2 separate regions of the Homo sapiens genome follow, and region 1 is linked to region 2. Evidence: chromatin loops called from intact Hi-C (ENCODE). Cell type or tissue: stomach. All regions are shown on one strand. Region 1 overlaps SMARCA4 (SWI/SNF related BAF chromatin remodeling complex subunit ATPase 4). Region 2 overlaps DOCK6 (dedicator of cytokinesis 6).

What was found. Peaks named below come from ENCODE experiments on the same cell type or tissue, not always from the same donor. Only the 100,000 strongest peaks of a DNase experiment are listed, where the experiment ranks them.
Region 1: a loop joins it to region 2, with 2.3 times the contacts of the local background. A loop is called at or near these places in 2 of 110 quality-filtered maps.

What each region holds. Positions count from the first base shown.
Region 1 is chr19:11,016,684-11,020,683 of GRCh38, reverse strand. It overlaps SMARCA4 (SWI/SNF related BAF chromatin remodeling complex subunit ATPase 4), which reads right to left. Exons shown (of 35, transcript NM_003072.5): 17 at 1,661-1,727; 18 at 983-1,093. Among named protein-coding and RNA genes, the nearest start is that of SMARCA4, 58 kb to the right of the region's middle. In stomach, no CTCF peak of the experiment used is centred here; a DNase peak (open chromatin) is centred at 2,383; H3K27ac peaks cover 803 bases.
Region 2 is chr19:11,222,894-11,226,893 of GRCh38, reverse strand. DOCK6 (dedicator of cytokinesis 6) reads left to right here. Exons shown (of 48, transcript NM_020812.4): 25 at 3,788-3,901; 26 at 3,989-4,000. Among named protein-coding and RNA genes, the nearest start is that of ANGPTL8, 15 kb to the left of the region's middle. In stomach, no CTCF peak of the experiment used is centred here; no DNase peak of the experiment used is centred here.

The sequences.
Region 1 (4,000 bases), 210 kb after region 2:
GTGCTTTGTGAGGCCAAGGCGAGAGGATTCCTTGAGGCCAGGAGTTTGAGACCAGCCTGGGCAGTACAGCAAGACCCCATCTCCATAAAAAATAAATTTAAAAAAGTTAGCTGGGAGTGGTGGCGCACACCTGTAGTCCCAGCTACTCAGGAGGGTGAGGTGGGAGGATCGCTTGAGGCCAGGAGGTCAGGCCTGCAGTGAGCTGTGATCACATCACTGCACTCCAGCATGGGCAACAGAGCGAGACTCGGTCTCAAAAAAAAAAAAACCAAAACGCAAAAAACTCTCTACTGTTCAACACTCACTCAGCTGGATGTTTAGGGGTGAGACCAGGTACATCTTTACCCCTCCTCAAATGAGGAACATGAGTTTTTGGAGGCAGAGGGCTATGTCTGTTTTCTATCTGGGCCGTATTCTCAGTCATGGCCACGCTGGGACTCCCTTCACAGTTTCGTCCCAGAAGAGGCTTCCAGGACAGTAGGACCCTCACAGAACAGCCCGAACCAGCTGCCCAAGGCCAGCAGGCAGTCATGGTATTTGGCCCTCGAGCTCTCCCCCACATGCTGAATCTCAGCCCATGGCCTGTGGTGAGAAGCCAGGGCCCCAGGGAGGGACGGCCAAGGCAATGAGACAGGAGGACAAGACTGGTCTGGCCAAGGCCCCATGGGGACTCTGTAGGCGGGTCAGGAGACGCCTTGGTGCTGAGGCTCTCTGGGCAGAAGGCCCGAGAGGAGGCAGAGCGCATGCTGTGTAGATGGCCCCAGCTTCTGGGCCTGACTCAGGGCCTGCCTGGAGACAGTTAGGGAGGTAAACCTGAGGTCGCCCCCACCTAGGCCTTTCCCCTACACAGGGCAGCTGTCTTCACGCACATGCAGGTGGGACTCCGGGAAGAAACTTGTAGGGGCTTTGGAGGAGACGGGCAGCGTGACCCACGTGTGAGCACTCGGCCCATGGCCTGGCATTTCCCACAGGGACACGTTACCTTGGCGAGGATGTGCTTGTCTTTGATGATGTACTCGTACGTCGTCAGCAAGACGTTGAACTTCCCACTCCGGAGCTGGGGGACAAAGGCCCGTCTTGCTGCTGGGGATCCCTGCAAGGGAAGCAGGATGCACAGCTCGGCTTTTGGAGCCGGGTGGCCAGGTGGCAAGAGGGGCACAGGCACCCCCTGCAACTGCCCAGTGACACGGCGGGAGGGCTCGTCCTCACAGGGGTAGTGGGGAAAGGGGCTGGCAGGGCCGCTGGCGCGTCCCCAGACCTCACCACGCAGAACACGCGCTGCAGGGGGAAGAGGAAGCAGTGCAGGCCAGCGGCGGCCGGGGCCTGAGGGAACCACGCAGCCTGCACCGCCATCTGCACATTCCTGGTGGCTGACAGGCTCCCCTCTTCCTGGGTCCCCATCTCAGGCGCCTGAGCTGGCCTCTGAGTGCTGGCCACCATGCTCACTCCTGTCTCCTCCCCAGTGAGCTAATCTGCCCTGTCCCTGCCCAGTCCAAACTCCCGGATCCATGTGACTGGAGTTCCAGGCTGTCCTGGAGACTCCATGCGACTGGAGACCCAGCATTCTCAGGTTCACTGTCCAGAGGTATGTGTGGACGTCCTGCCCACCACCGCCTGCACCTCCGTAGCAAGAGAGGAAACCTCAGTGGCTGTGACCTACCTTGTAAGACACCTTCACCACGGAGGGGGCCCACTTGTCAAACTCGTACGCCCAGTTGGACAGCGTTCTGATGGAACAAGGAAATGAGAGTCAAGTGCCGGTCTCTCATCAATGGCTCACTGTGCAAACCCATAGCCACTGGCTGTCAGGGGCGAGGCCAACATGGCCACAGCCCTCCGAGTGGGCAGAGAAACTGTGTTTAGGGCAGCTGAGGGAGGGAGGGAGGAAGAGAGACTGGCGAGGACGTGAAGGGCTCTGCCTCAGAGGACAGAAGGGAGGCCACTGGGAAAAGAGGGCAAGGCCCTTTAGAGTGAGAAGTAGGGACACAGAGATGTGATGGGGGACAGAAACAATGCTGCCAGGGCTGGGGAAGCCTGGACCTGCTGCCGGGAAAATGCAGCTTCAGAGCACAGGCTTCACGCCCAGAGCCAGGCTAGCAACAGTGCTGTGGAGACCTGAGGATATAGGAGACACCAAACAGTCTTTCTGCCACCCTCCAGCCACGGAAGGTTCCTGACTGTGAGAGAGAACGAGGACAGTGAGGGGCGAGGCGGGGCCTGGCTCAGGTGGCAGGCGGGAGGACAGGGATGGGAGGGAGCGGCAACTCGTGGCTGTTCCCCTGTGGGATGACCAGGGCTGGAATGAGGGAGGACATGGGGGCAGGCAGAATGCAGTGGGGAGGGGTGAGTCACCTGAGACCGACAGCCTAGAGACTGAGGAGAGGGTGGAGGCGGTAATAAAGCTGAGTCCCAAAGGGGACGGGCTCTGGGAGGAACTCTGGGGCAGGGAGTTTTCAGTGGGGGAGGGAAGCCACTCAGAAAGTCTAGACGGGGTGGTCCGTAAAGACAGGGCTCGAAGCTGGAGTCCCAGGGACTACTCGTGGTTTGCCCCCAAGCAGCTCCACGAGGGAGGTGCTGTGTCCACCATGAACCCATCTCCAGCCCCGCTGGAAGCCACAGCCAACCAGGCGGCACAGCCAATAGACAGAAGGACGCATGGCTGTGGTGAAGGCTGGGGAGAGTTCCTGAAGAAGCGTGGGGAGCAGAGGCTCAGCAGCCTTGCGCTTCTGCTGCCTTTTGCCCTGCCCACTCTCCTAGAACTCTTTCCTGCCCACTCTCCTGCATGAGGCGAGGGAGGCAGTGCAGCCGTCCTGCAACCATGAGGTAAGGAGCCTGAGGGTTGGAGTCACCCAAGAATGACTGGGCAGAAACCTGGGGGAGGCTGGGTCCCTGATGGCATCTTGGAGCCACCGGACCTGGCCCGTAGGGCCTGACCCTGTGCTTCCGCTGACTCAGGAACAGTGAAACCTCCCTGGAGTGATGGGGACAGTCAGCGCACCAAGGGAGAAGCCGGAGGTGTGCGGAGCATCTGCACTGGGAGGGAGAAGAGCCAGGAGCAAGGGTCAGGAGGGGACTGAGGGGACAGGTCCCAGAGACAGAGGTCCAAACGGAGGCAGGACAAGCAGCTCATGGCAGGAGGCAGCAATTCCCAGTGAGAGGGCCGGCACAGCCGGATGCCCATACGCCGTAAACATTTCCTAGCGCGCGGGCCCTCTTCTGGCCTGCAGGAGCTGGCGTTCCACAGCATGGACGCTTGCCCAGGTGGGGCGCAGTGGGAAAGACTGCAGGAGCACCCACCTCACAACCTCACTGAAGTAGGGGAAGAAGGTGACCTCTATCACCCTGGAAATGGAATCTGACTGCAATCTGGAGGTCTGAACACACAAGGAACTGGCCCCAAGGCCTGCGCTCTAGTGGCTCAAGATGCTTCCCGGAGGTACCGGCTCACTACTCTGAAACTGTTGTCCACGGAAGCTGAGAATGGGCGCACACACAGGGTGGAAGTGTGAGAAGGAACCTGTGGTCCTCACTCAGAGCCGCAGACAGTGGTATGAACTCACGTTCAGCTTAACACAGAAACAGATGCCGAGGCAGAGAAGGCCTTTTAGACGATACGTGCACAAAGCATCAGCACGCGCACATGAATCTCCTAGCACTGACCACTGAGAGGGCCCCAGGAGCAATGACACCCCAGAAGCAACAGGCCCATCCAGGACCCAGGTCTTGGTTCCCAAAACCATTCTGTAAGAAGGGAAACCAGGGCTCCTTGGAGAAATGGCTGATTTGAGGGAGTGGGCGGGAAATAGACTACATGAGCCTGCAGCATCTCTTGGTGCCAAAAAGCAAGAAAGTCCTCAAAATTCACCCGATGCTGGGGGCGTGTCAAAGGACAGAAGAGCCAACTGAAAGCACTCCCAGTGGCCAAAGCTGGATGGATTTGAGCCACAAAACAAAAAAAACCCAGCCACTGGTGCGTAGCCTGGAGTACTAAATAAATATC
Region 2 (4,000 bases):
ATTAACCCTTAGCACAGTCAGAGTATACAGCAAGTGCTCAATAAATGGATGTTGATGTTCTGAGACCCTGACAGTGGACTTGTTCAGGCCCTGGATTACCAATTCCAATGCCCTCAGGGGCTAGGCAGGCAATACTAATCATAATAGTAATAATATGGAGCATTTATTGAGCACTTACTGTATATCTAAGCATTTTATGTGGATCGTATCATTTTTTTGTTGTTGTTTTTTTTCTGAGACAGAGTTTCACTCTTGTTGTCCAGGCTGGAGTGCGATGGCGCAATCTTGGCTCACCACAACCTCCGCCTCCCAGGTTCAAGCGATTCTCCTGCCTCAGCCTCCCAAGTAGCTGGGATTACAGGCATGCACTACCACGCCCAGCTAATTTTGTATTTTCAGTAGAGACAGTGTTTCTCCATGTTGGCCTGGCTGGTCTGGAACTCCTAACCTCAGGTGATCTGCCCGCCTTGCCCTCCCAAAGTGCTGGGATTACAGGCGTGAGCCACCGCGCCCGGCCTTGGATCGTATCATTAAATTCTCACAACAACCCATGAAGTTAGTATTATTGTTATCTCCATTTTACTGATGGGGAAACTGAGGCATCGAATGAGTGGTAGCTTAACCTTGTACCACACGACTGAGAAGGGGCAGAATGAGGCTTTTGAATCTGAGCCACCAGCTCCAGACCCCTCACTGTCAATACCAGTTTCAGCTGGGAAAGTGGGGCTTATGGTGGAGCAGAGGGCAGATGTCCCACCTAACAGGGGTGACCATCACTCAATCCAGCCAACAGAAACCCTGCAGGAATGTGGCTCAGCTATGTCCAGATTGGCTGTTTTTGTTTTTGTTTGGAGATAGGGTCTTGCTGTGTTGCCCAGGCTGGAGCGCAGTGGTGCGATCATAGTTCACGGCAGCCTTGACCTCCTGGGCTCAAGGGATCCTCTCTCCTCAGCCTCCCAAGTAGCTGTGACCAGAGGCACAAGCCAACATACTTGGCAATTTTTTTTTTTTTTTTTTTTTTTTTTAGTAGAGTCAGGGTCTCACTATGTTGCCCAGACTGGTCTCCAACTCCTGAGCTCAAGGGCTTCTCCCACTTTGGCTTCCCAAAGTGCCGGGATTACAAGCGTGAACCATGCCTGGCCAGATTGACTGGGGTTTTTTTGTGTGTGGTTTTGTTTTTGTTTTTTTATTTGTTTTTGTTTGAGACACGGTCTTGCTCTGTTGTCCAGACTAGAGTGTGGTGGTGTGATCATGGCTCACTGTAGCCTCAAACTCCTGGGCTAAAGCAATCCTCCCACCTCAGCCTCCAGAGTAGCTGGGGCTACAGGTGCGTGCTACCATACCCACCTATTTTTGTGTGTGTGTGTGTGTGTAGAGATGGGGTCTTCCTATGTTCCCATGCCAGGAGATGGCCTGGTGTCTAAGGAGAAATGGGACCTCTGGATTTGCTGGGAACTTTCCAGATTTTTGAAATGGCGTTCTGGCCCAGGCCAACCCTTACACAATCACATGTGACCTCCAAGCTGGTCTCAAAGGTTCTGGCCTTGTCTCACTGGAGCCTTCCCAAAGACTGACATTCCCAGGGGCTGATCCAGATGGTGAGGAAACTACCCCAAGAAAGAGATCCAGAGAAGAACAATGCCTGTGATAATCCACTTTTTTTTTTGAGATGGAGTCTTGCTCTGTCCCCGAGGCTGGAGTGCAATGGCACGATCTCGGCTCACCGCAACCTCCGCCTCCCAGGTTCAAGCAATTCTCCTGCCTCAGCCTCCTGAGTAGCTGGGACTACAGGGGTGCGCCACCATGCCCGGCTAATTTTTTTTTTTTTTTGAGACGGAGTCTCATTCTGTCGCCCAGGCGGGAGTGCAGTGGCGCAATCTCAGCTCACTGCAACCTCCTCCTCCTGGGTTCAAGCGATTCTCCTGGCTCAGCCTCCCAAGTAGCTGGGACTATAGGCGCCCACCACCACCCCTGGCTAATTTTTTGTATTTTTAGTAGAGATGGGGTTTCACCATATTGGCCAGGCTGATCTCAAACTCCTGACCCTGTGATCCACCCACCTCAGCCTCCTAAAGTGCTAGGATTACAGGCAGGAGCCACCATGCCTGGCCGGGTTGCAGGGATTTGAGGGCCACTGAGGCTAACTTGTGAGGCCTCAGAGTGGCTCAAGAGAGTATGAGGGCAGAACGAATACCAGCTGGGCCTCAGGGCCACATCAGCCACCTCACTGTTCCCCGGACTTGCTAGGCACATCCTGCCTCAGGGCCTTTGCACTGACTGTTCCCTTAACCCAGGATGCCATTCTCCCCATGGCTCTTTGGTATCCTTCAGTATCTCTGAAAATGTCACCCCCGTCTGTTAAGGTTGGTGACAAGTAATTATAGGCTGGGCATGGTGGCTCACGCCTGTAATCCCAACACTTTAGGAGGCCGAGGAGGGCGGATCACCTGAGGTCAGGAGTTTGAGACCAGCCTTACCAACATGGTGAAACCCTGTCTCTACTAAAAACACAGAAGTTAGCCAGGTGTGGTGGTGCGCACCTGTAATCCCAGCTACTCAGAAGGCTGAGGCAGGAGAATCGCTTGAACCCAGGAGGCAGAGGTTGCAGTGAGCCGAGATCGCGCCATTGCACTATAGCCTGGGCGACAGAGCAAGACTCCGTCTCAAAAAAAAAAAAAAGAAAGAAAGAAAGAAAGAAAGAAAAGTAATTACAGTTTTTGCCATTGAAAGTAATTGCAAAACTGCAATTACTTTTGCACCAATTTAATATTGTCTTTGAAGCACATAGAACTATCTGAAATTCTTGTTTATTTTGTGTCTCCCTGCCCCCGCCCCACACACACACACTGGATTGAGTTGGACCCGCAGCAGGGATGGCATCTGCCTCATTCACAGGGATTGGCACAGAGTAGATGCTCAGTAAAGCTCACATTAAATGGTGCTGAGAGGCCGGGTGCGGTATCTCACGCCTGTAATCCCAGCACTTTGGGAAGCCAAGGGAAGCAGATCACCTGAGGTCAGGAGTTCGAGACCAGCCTGACCAATATGGCAAAACCCCATCTCTACTAAAAATAAAAAAATTAGCTAGGCGTGGTGGTGGGTGTCTGTAATCCAAGCTACTGGGGAAGCTGAGGCAGAAGAATCGCTTGAACCTGGGAGACAGAAGTTGCAGTGAGCCGAGATTGTGCCACTGTACTCCAGCCTTAGTGACAGAGCAAGACTCCATCTCAAAAAATAAATTAATTAATTAAAATTAAAATAAAAATAAATGATGGTAAGAGTCGATCAGTTAGGGCAGAGGCTAATTCGCTTCAACACAGTCACAAGTGATTTAAATAACCATAGCTTATTTCTGAGTATTAAGTAGGTTGTAGAGGCATCACTGTGTGGGCCTGGCCCTGGCAGTTCCCCGGCACCCACCTGCTTCTGCCATATAAGTGGCCACCTCACTTTCCCCTCAAATCCCATTGGCCAGAATTGGTCATGTGGTTCAACTGGAAGGGAGGCTGGGAAATATAGTCTCTCCCCAGCTCTGAACTCTGGACAGAGAGAGCGAGAGGATCTTGCAGGGAGTTAGCCCATATCTGCCTTGGTGTCTTAAGGAGCATGGGAGGGGAAGGCAGCCTGAGGAGGACAACCAGGAAGTCCCAGAGTCACCACAGCCCACAGACAAAGGCTTTGGGGCAGTGATACAGCTCCTAGGGGTGGCAGATGATCTTGGTGAGAGCCAAGCCCCTGTCGGGGCTGAGGTTTGGGTGTGTGGGTTGACAGGCACCTGTGTCCCCAGGATGTGGAGCTGGCCGAGCACCTCAACGCCAGCCTGGCTTTCTTCCTCAGTGACCTTCTGTCCCTGGTGGACCGGGGCTTTGTCTTCAGCCTGGTCCGGGCCCACTACAAGCAGGTAGGAGTGGGCGTGGGCAGGGTGGGCATGGCATGGATGGAAGGCGGAGCAATGTTGACATCACTGATGGCCACCCCTCTCCTGCAGGTGGCCACGCGG